2 separate regions of the Homo sapiens genome follow, and region 1 is linked to region 2. Evidence: chromatin loops called from intact Hi-C (ENCODE). Cell type or tissue: natural killer cell. All regions are shown on one strand.

Region 1 (5,000 bases), 76 kb after region 2:
GATGACTGGCCTGAGAGGGAAATGACAAACAGTTCCTCTAACCACTTAGAAGACCCACATTATAGTGAGCTGACCAACCTGAAGGTGTGCATTGAATTAACAGGGCTCCATCCTAAAAAACAACGCCACTTGCTGCACCTTAGAGAACGATGGGAGCAGCAGGTGTCGGCAGCAGATGGCAAACCTGGCCGGCAAAGCAGGAAGGAAGTGACCCAGGCCACTCAGCCTGAGGCCATTCCTCAGGGGACTAACATCACTGAAGAGAAACCTGGCAGGAAAAGGGCAGAGGCCAAAGGCAACAGAAGCTGGTCGGAAGAGTCTCTTAAACCCAGTGACAATGAACAAGGTATGCGGGGGCCACCCCTTGAGTGTTCACCCCGCTCCTGGAGGGTGGGTCATCCACTCTCTGTAGGAAAGGGCTTTTGAGGAGATCTTAGAAGGCCATAGCAATTGACTTCAACGAAGATGTGGCAGGCAGGGAGTTCTCTCTTGATGTCCTTGCCCGTGGTTGCACAGGAAGGAAGTCTGAACACCTTCATTCCAGCCTCAGGCTGTCTCCAGTCTCTGGGTCCTGAGCAACCCAGACCCAGTGGGTAGGGGGCAGGAAAGCAGGAAGAGCCAGCTTCTGTCCTCTCTTCCGGGCCCTTTGAAGCAACTTGCCACTTGGCGTTTTGTGGGTTAACTTAGGTGCCGTTTGAATGTGGTATAATTAAAATATTAATGCTTTGAAAACATAATTGGTGTATCTTTAAAAACTGAAGCCGCTCCAGTGATCAGTGTTAACAATGGGCTTTTCTTCCTGCACTGGCTACAACTGTGTAACGCCCGCTTCTTCTCCCGTCTCCCATCCGCCCGCCACCCCGTCACCCCCTCCGTATTTAGGCTTGCCTGTGTTCTCCGGCTCTCCGCCCATGAAGAGTCTTTCATCCACCAGTGCAGGCGGCAAAAAGCAGGCTCAGCCAAGCTGCGCACCAGCCTCCAGGCCGCCTGCCAAACAGCAGAAAATTAAAGAAAACCAGAAGACAGATGTGCTGTGTGCAGACGAAGAAGAGGATTGCCAGGCTGCCTCCCTGCTGCAGAAATACACCGACAACAGCGAGAAGCCATCCGGGAAGAGACTGTGCAAAACCAAACACTTGATCCCTCAGGAGTCCAGGCGGGGATTGCCACTGACAGGGGAATACTACGTGGAGAATGCCGATGGCAAGGTACCTCTTGACCCCGGCTTCCCTCTGGGGCCTGTGCGAACACATCCCCGCCTGCCTGCTTCCCAGCTTGAGGGGACAAAGCTTTCCTTTTCCTGGACTCCTCCCCCACACCACACGTCACTCCCCTGTCCTAGAGGAGCATGTCTTCTGGGTGGCAGCGAAGTTTCAAACTAGTAAGAATGAAATCCCTTCCCCCAAACCCTCCTTTGACAGGCACCCCCCACCCCCAAAAAAAGATAAGGAATAAAGTGCCTCTCTCCACGCAGGTTTGTCACGTGGGGAGGAGGAGGGGAAGCAGCGGCTGTTAGAAGGACACGGGCTTAACCGTGTGCGCTGCTTGGTTTTATGATAGGTGACTGTCCGGAGATTCAGAAAGCGGCCGGAGCCCAGTTCGGACTATGATCTGTCACCAGCCAAGCAGGAGCCAAAGCCCTTCGACCGCTTGCAGCAACTGCTACCAGCCTCCCAGTCCACACAGCTGCCATGCTCAAGTTCCCCTCAGGAGACCACCCAGTCTCGCCCTATGCCGCCGGAAGCACGGAGACTTATTGTCAATAAGAACGCTGGCGAGACCCTTCTGCAGCGGGCAGCCAGGCTTGGCTATGAGGTGTGTCCCTGTGGGCGCTCCCTGGGGCTGCAGGCTGGGGGGCGGGGCCTGCGGACTGTGGTGGGCGAGGGGAGGGACATGGAGAGCAGAGCTCAGCCCCCTCCACATCGGGGCTGGGCCGGTGCTCCAACAGGATGTTTGTGTTAGCCCCACTCTCACTGCTGTCTCTTTGGTGGCTTGTTCAATCGCGGTGTGGAAAGAAAGGCCTCTCTGATGTTCAGTTCGTGTTCAGGCAGGTAGGCTGCTACGGCATCCTCCAGTCTCGCTAACTTATCTCTGATATAAAATCTGACACAACCCAGGGCTTGGCGACTAGGGGAATTTTAATGAGCCCTTTTGGATTCTGATTAGCAAGGGGGAGAGAAGTTATTAGCTCTATCTGGGGCTGCTTGTACTGTTTCGGGTGGAAGGGTGGCCGTGTAGGGGGAGTAGGCAGGAAGTAGCTGTGTAGGTCACAGAGGGAGGGGGGTGGGGCAGACCTAAGGTCTCTTTCTGAGTGGGGGGGTACAGTAGCCTTAGGGCTGAGGGCTCTGGAGGGAGGGACTGAGACTTTTCCCTCAACTCACTGCTTCTCCCCAGCCCCCCTGCTCATCCTCCTCCTAGCATGGGCCATGACAATGATAGCTTACGTTGACGGAGCCCCTAAGATCCAAAGTAACTCATTTCACCCTTTCATCATCTTTGTGCAGTAGTAACTAATATTATTCCCGCTTTCAGATGAGGAAACTGAGTCCCAGAGGCGTTACATGATTTGAACAGATAATAATCCAGCAGCCTGGCTCCAAAGCCCAGTCTCCCCCCATCCCCCCAAACTCGGCTCCTCTCCAGGACTGGCTCCCATTGGAATCACGCTTTTCACAGTTCAAAACCTACGTCTGCCCCTGTGCGTCTCCCCACCACACACTTGTCAGTTGAGATAGTGATGTAATAGCCCACAGTGCAAAGACATTTTTTTTTATGCTGGCATCAGCTCTCTAGGAGTCGTGGTGAAAATAAAATGCGGTTCAGCAGGCTGAGTGTGAAGTGTGGAGAAGCACCCGGGCGACAGGATCCATGCCAGGCCATGCTCAGCTGTGGGCTCCCGGAATTCAGCCAGAGCCCAGGCTCATGCACCTTAACCATGCTGCAGTCAGCAGTCTGCTGTGCCTTGAGCCTTTCCTGATGGGGTGACCCAGCTGCCAGTCTCCCTTTGACCCAGAGCCCACCCTGGGGCATGATTGTGTGGGTGGGAACTGGGATGCTGGCTCACACCTGTGGGATGGTCCTTTGAAGCACTAGCTAGGTATTTTTGGTTGTATGTGACTTTGTCTATTCATACCAGCTTGTTTCTTATCGATATCTCTGGATTATCTTTGAGGGAACTCTCTAGAAGGATTTGAAAATTAGCTCAGTTACTTGCAGATTAAACCCAAGTGGCAGCCAGTTGGTTTCCCATAAGCTGAGAGCAGCGGCGCCTATGAGGACAGGGTAGATGCAGCGTGCCAGGCAGGGCCACTCATTCCTACGCATGATTGGGAAAATGGACTTGTGCTTCCAGCAAACACCAGAGGTAAGGGAGGGCTCCAGGGCAGCAAACTTGCCGGCCATAGCGGGGTAGGGCTCCTGGCCTGGTCTTTGATCCTGGCTTCATTTCTGCCAGTCTCACCTTTCTGAGCCCAGAGCTTCAAGAGACCCTTGTGGGTGCTCTAAGGAACAGTTTCCATTCTGGTGGTTTTCCTATAGCAGGCCTGGACTAAGGAACACTGATCCATGCTTTCTTAGGCTACCAGGCCTTTGGTGCAAGAAGCCTTGAGAATGTTTATGGAAGGACAACTTTTCCCCTTCAAATGTAAATGTCATTATAGAACTTTCCCAGGTCATCAGTTTTGATGCTGAATGTTTTAATTACTAGATGAAAGCTTTCAACTTTGAATCCAACTTTCTGGGATTTCTTTAGTCAGAAATTAAAATGTTAGGATGATAGTCCATTCAGATGTGGCAGTGTAAACCCTTTAAAATAAAAGAACAGTTTGCTTAACAGGATAAGGTACGGTATGAATGCACAGCTTTGGGAGAGGTTTCCCAAAACCCCTCTTTATCATTGTCTTCTGCTTAGCTAAAAAGATACCACATGCAATAAAAAGGCTGCTCAAGCTTTGTTTTCTGTTAATCTGGTTCTTGAGGTTTAGAAACACCCTCTGTCTTCAGATCTGTAATAGACCACCTGAAAGGCCAGTTACAGTTGAACCTGTCTGTTCTTAGGCTAAGATGCCAATGTGGAACCGCATGTGTGTGCATTTAGTAGTGATGGTTAAGTTTTCTATGAATCGAATAAATCATGTTTTTAAAAAAGTTAATGAGGCATTTAATTAATTAACAATGTCGGGTTTATGGCCTTTATGGTTACATTTTGCGGTTAATGTCATTCAGCTTATAGCTGCTTAACAGAGAATTGTCCAACAAAAACAGTTTGATTTTGTTTGGGAATGGGCGGGCTGCCCTTCAAACACTCCCATTTCCAGCGTGGAGAATAAACCAAGTAATGTAATGGGTAGACAGACTTGTCTGGCTTCTTCATTCTCTCTGTTGGTGACAGCGGTTGCCACCCATTTAAGATCCCATCACCCTCCCATCTAGGAGAGTGTCATTAGCCTGCTTGACCCCAACAGAAAAGGTGCAAGGGATGCCGGTCATGGCTGGATTGCAGCCCTCTAGCCAGGGCCCTTGATTGGGCCTTTGGAAACTTCCCAGCAGACCCGTTGCCAAAAGACCTGAGTTATGGGTCTGATACTTTGTGTTAATTGAATATGGGGCTTAACCTCTCTGGGCCTCAACTTCCTTGAGTGTTGAATGAGACTCATACCACTTTTCCTTCCTGAGATCTCACAGGTCACTGTGGGATATGACATACACATTTGGGAACATCAGAAGTGTTACGGTGGCCAATGGCAAAACGTCTGACCTGGTTGTTGGGTTACTGTTGTCTTGCCTGCCATCCTCCAGGATAACAGAGTTGACTTACCCTTCAGCCTCGACATCTTTCATTTCTATGTTCCCTCAGATCAGCCCTAGTAGTGATGAAGGTTTCCAGGTGAAGGCCATAATTGTCAGAGCAAATAAACCCTGGGTTGATAGGACACCAGGCCGGCTGCCGGGATCCGGGTAGATTGATCTGTGCACAGCAGTCGGTGGCGCTTAGAGCTGAT
Region 2 (5,000 bases):
CTCGTGATCCACCCACCTTGGCCTCCCAAAGTGCTGGGATTATAGGCGTCAGCCACTGCGCCTGGCCTATTAAGGCTGATGCTTAAAAAAAAAAAAAAATATATATATATATATATATATATATATATATATATATATATGTATATATATTATATATATATATATATATATGTATATATATTATATATATATATATATATATGTATATATATTATATATATATATATATTTTAAATTTTATTTTGAAAAAAATCCCAAACCCACAGAAAACTTGAAAGAGCAGTACAATGAACACCCATATATGAAGGCAGGTTTTCAAAAGCATTATATTTATTCAACACGCCTACCCTTGGAAAGAATTCAAAACCCCTTCAAAGGTCTGAATTAGTTTAACTTTATCTTAAACTGTTACTTAGGAGTACTTTTCCCTCATAGACATGTTGCCTGCTTGTTCATCCCCCTCCTCCCAGCCCCCAGCACCTTATTAGTGTGCCTCGTGCATAGTGGGCATTTCCTAAAGCTTGCAGGATTAAATAGCGAAGACTATGTCGTAGTTAGTATGGGGGAGCCAGACTGTCTGGGTTCAAAACCTGGCTCTACAACTTGACCAGCTGTGTGACCTGAGGCAGTTACTCTCGCCACCTTACTTCCCCCATCTGTGAAATGGAGGGTAGTGATACAATATATTTAATGATGTTGGGAGGATTAGTTGATGGACATAAAGCATGTAAAATAGTGCCTGGGCCAGACACGGTGTCTCACGCCTGTAATCCTAGCACTTTGGGAGGCCAAGGCGAGCAGATCACCTGAGGTAAGGAGTTCAACAGCAGCCTGACCAACATGGCGAAACCCCGTCTCTACTAAAAATACAAAAATTAGGCAGGCGTGGTGGTGGGTGCCTGTAACCCCAGCTACTCGGGAGGCTGAGGCAGGAGAATCGCTTGAACCCGGGAGGCGGAGGTTGCAATGAGCCGAGATCGTGCCACTACACTCCTGCCTGGGTGACAGAGCAAGATTCCGTCTCAAAATAAATAAATAAATAAATAATAAAATAGTGCCTGGCATCTAGAAAGTGCTTAATAGGTGTTAGGGACACTTGAGACTTAAACACACTTGGTATTAACTTTGCTTTGGTGATTGCATGTAAGTCATTTGGCCGAGTTGATGGCCTCCGAGTTTTCCTTGGTAACCATGAGAGAGACCCAAGAAAACCGGGAATGTGGCTTCGTAGTCGTCCCTCGCCTGAGAGGATTGCCTACGCTCAGCACATAAGTAGCAGGGGCTTCTTGTGACCAGTTTCCACTCATGGAGAGTTTCTAGCTGTGCTTATTAAAAAGATATTTGAGGCCGGGAGTGGTGACTCACGCCTGTAATCCCAGCACTTTGGGAGGCCAAGGCGGGTGGATCACCTGAGGTCGGGAGTTCGAGACCAGCCTGACCAACATGGAGAAACCCCGTCTCTACTAAAAATACAAAATTAGCCGGGCATGATGGCGCATGCCTGTAATCCCAGCTACTCGGGAGGCTGAGGCAGGAGAATCACTTGAACCCGGAAGGCGGAGGTTGTGGTGAGCCAAGATAGCGCCATTGCACTCTAGCCTGGGCAATAAGAGTGAAACTCTGTCTTAAAAAAAAAAAAAGATATTTGGAGGGAAAGTCGCCCCCCGTCCACTTCCCTTTTATAGCCTGGCTAGTTGCTGCCCTGCTAATAGAACCATCTTTGAAGAAAGAGCTAGCATTTGTTTTACCCACAGACCGGTAAGATCTTCTCTCTCAGGGTGAAGCCTAGGCTCACAAAAGCCTGAGATCAGAAAGTCAAGGGTTAGAGAGAGCAAGTAGGTGCAACCCCAGAAACCTCCACTGTCTGGCAAGCCAGAGAGTCTTGGGGCCCCCCAACAGACAAAGTTGTCTGGAATTTTCTTCACATAGGAAGTGTAGAATGGTAGATGTCTTAAGAGCCAGAGGCAAGAGAGGACTGGGGAAAGATAAAGGAATTTGTTTATTTTATTTTATATTTTATTTTATTTTATTTTATTTTATTTTATTTTTGAGATGGAGTCTCACTCTATTATCTAGGCTGCAGTGCAATAGCTCCATATCGGCTCACTGCAACCTCCGCCTCCTGGGTTCAAGTGATTCTCCAGCCTCAGCCTCCCAAGTAGCTGGGATTACAGGTGTGTGCCACCACACGTGACAATTTTTGTATTTTTTTAGTAGAGACGGGGTTTCACCATGTTGGCCAGGCTGGTCTCGAACTCCCAACCTCAGGTGATCTACCTGCCTTGGCCTCCCAAAGTGCTGGGATTACAGGCGTGAGTCACCGTGCCCGGCCAGGAATTTGTTTAAAGGTATACTCTGTGCTATAAAATACTGCACCTAATGTTAGGCTTTGACGGCTATAATATCTGACTTTGACATTGAGGTGTATCTGCCATATAATTTAATTAACGTGTGATGCCGGCACAATGCCAGAGAGTCAAACATTCTGACAGCTCTTGGAAGCCACATAAGTCCCTTTGAAGTTCCCCCCAGTGAAGTGACACACAGAGAAACCTCCTATGGTTGAGGACAGCCCCTGATACGGTATCCAGAAATTTAGCTGCGTCTTGGTTATATTGGATGGCACTGGCAAAGCCACCTGCTGGTTTGCCACAGTTCTGGAGGTCTGCTGTGGTTTCTAAGGGCCCCAACCATGGAGACTGGCTCTTTGGGGAAGAAGAACTCATTCTTCATCAGGGACAAAATTGGGAGGTCTCCTGTTTGCATATTTTGTTCTACAAAATGTTTTTTTCTTCCTCAACTTTGCTTAGTGCAAAGTCATTGAGCTGCACACAGGAACGTAAATTAGGTAAGAGGCATATTAACCAAGGAGAAAAAAGACCATAGACATCTATTTTGCACATAATTATTTAACACCCACCATACGCCTACCAAAGCTTTGGACATTTATAGCAGGAACAAAAACAATATCTTGGACATCATAAAACTACATTTTACTGGGGAGAGAAAAAGTACATGAGCAATAAAAATATATAATATTGCAGGTTGTAATAAATACTCGGAAGAATTAAGAAGGGTGTGAGGCTACAGAGAGATGGAATGTTCTTTTATGTAGTTAGTTATTTCTATCTACAGCAGGTAGAACGAGTGTTCTTTTAGATGGTAGGTTGTGCAGTATGAGCCTTGGGTTGACCGAGTAACGTGCTCAGGCGATATATCAATAAGCTCTTGTCACAACACTGTTGTATCACAAACCACCTCAAAACATCAGTAAGCACTTATTTCCTACATACATGTCAGTGGGTCACCTGTGGTTCACTGGTCTAGAATGTGCTCAACAGGGCTTGACTCCAAGTGTGGATTGGATCTAAAGCTGCTCCACGTGTCCCTCATCTTCTACGGACAAGTGGGCTACCTGGGACATGTTCTTCTCATGACAATGGCAAAAGTGCAAGAGGGTAGAGTGCAAATGCAATGACTCTTAAGTCCGGGACTCAAAATTTGCACACTGTTACTTCTGCCTACATCTATTGGCCAGAAGAAGTCATGTGGCCTGACATCGGTGGGATGAAGAGGCATGCTCTACCTCTAAAAGGTGTGGACACAGGGGGAGGTGAAGCACTGGGAAGAGTAATGCAATCTGAAACAGGTGTTTCAAACCAAAACTATGTATCTCTAGCTGTGACATTTATATATACAAACACATATATCAAATGATAAAACGACCCTTGTTGAAACCTTCAGTTTTAGATTAAATTTAAATAAATCCATGCAATAATTACATTACCCTCCCCGAGATGGTTTATGATGTCACCAGAGGCTTCTGGGTCATTGCCGCCAATCTCAGGAAACCTGGGAAGATGGGCCACCGGCCATCCCAATGCTGAGAGACAAAAAGGCCATGAAGGGCCGGGCGCGGTGGCTCACACCTGTAATCCCAGTACTTTCGGAGGCCGAGGCAGGCAGATTACCTGAGGTCAGGAGTTCGAGACTGGCCTGGCCAACATGGTGAAACCCTGTCTCTACTAAAAATACAAAAGTTAGCCAGGTATGGTGGTACACGCCTGTAATCCCAGGTACTCGGGAGGCTGAGGTACGAGAATCACTTGAATCCGGGAGTGGAGGTTGCAGTGAGCCGAGTATTGTGTCACTACACTTCAGCCTGGGCGAAAGAATGAGACTCTTTTCTCAAAAAAAAAAAAAGAAAAGAAGGAAAAGAAAAAAGCCATGATGGAATGGAGACCTTTCTTCCTACAGGGGTTTCCCTTGCAGGAAAGGTACAGGTGGGAAAGCTCAGAGGAGACCCCAGACCGAGCAAGTTTCCTTGCTTACCTCTAAGCATGTCTTGGAGATGTGGCATAGGATCCAGGAGGTGTGACTAAAAGCTAGACTTTTAGCCAGTCTCGCAGGCTGTGCAGGACACACCTTCATCTGTTGTATGAAGGTATATGAGCTGGCCAAAGATTCGCGTTCTTCCTTGCAGCTCCTTTTCCCCCCAGTTCTGCCCACCTTTCTCTTGCTGTCCTTGAATAATGTGGGGGGGATTCCTAAGTGTCTCTGCAGAAAGTGATGATTTCTAATTTTGGGCCTCCTTTCAATGAATTCCTCCAGGGCTCTGCAGTCAGCCAAGTACTGGAACCTAGCCCTTCCCTTTAGGAAGGAAAGCTCTTGGTTCAATTGATTCCGATGGTTAATGGAATCTCATCACCGTTGCCCAGAGTGGTTCTAATCAAAGGAATCCACTGTCTAAAAATTCAAGGTAGCAGCATCAAGGTTTACATCTTGTAAGCAAAGAGACTGGGGCACTGGGGCAGATATGTTTTATGGTGGAGCCCCATGGGGATTCAGTCTCTTATTTGGGAGAATTCTGGCTCCTGGCTCCAAAGGTGTGTGAGTTGATCCATCTTCTGTAACTAATCCTAGCCTGGACTTGGAAGGGGGACTGCCTTTTTTATTTTTTGGTGTTTGGTTTTTGAGACAGGGTCTCATTCTGTCACCCA

Evidence for each region. Hi-C counts contacts between places; a loop is a spot of excess contacts. Peaks named below come from ENCODE experiments on the same cell type or tissue, not always from the same donor. Only the 100,000 strongest peaks of a DNase experiment are listed, where the experiment ranks them.
Region 1: it touches region 2 in a loop (5-fold over the local background); 1 of 110 quality-filtered maps calls a loop at or near these places.

Annotation. Positions count from the first base shown.
Region 1 is chrX:40,058,954-40,063,953 of GRCh38, reverse strand. BCOR (BCL6 corepressor) reads left to right here. Exons shown (of 15, transcript NM_001123385.2): 8 at 2-346; 9 at 883-1,208; 10 at 1,561-1,815. Among named protein-coding and RNA genes, the nearest start is that of BCOR, 37 kb to the left of the region's middle. RefSeq lists an enhancer at 4,605-5,000. In natural killer cell, no CTCF peak of the experiment used is centred here; a DNase peak (open chromatin) is centred at 2,003.
Region 2 is chrX:40,134,597-40,139,596 of GRCh38, reverse strand. It overlaps a transcript of BCOR not described here. Among named protein-coding and RNA genes, the nearest start is that of BCOR, 39 kb to the right of the region's middle. In natural killer cell, no CTCF peak of the experiment used is centred here; no DNase peak of the experiment used is centred here.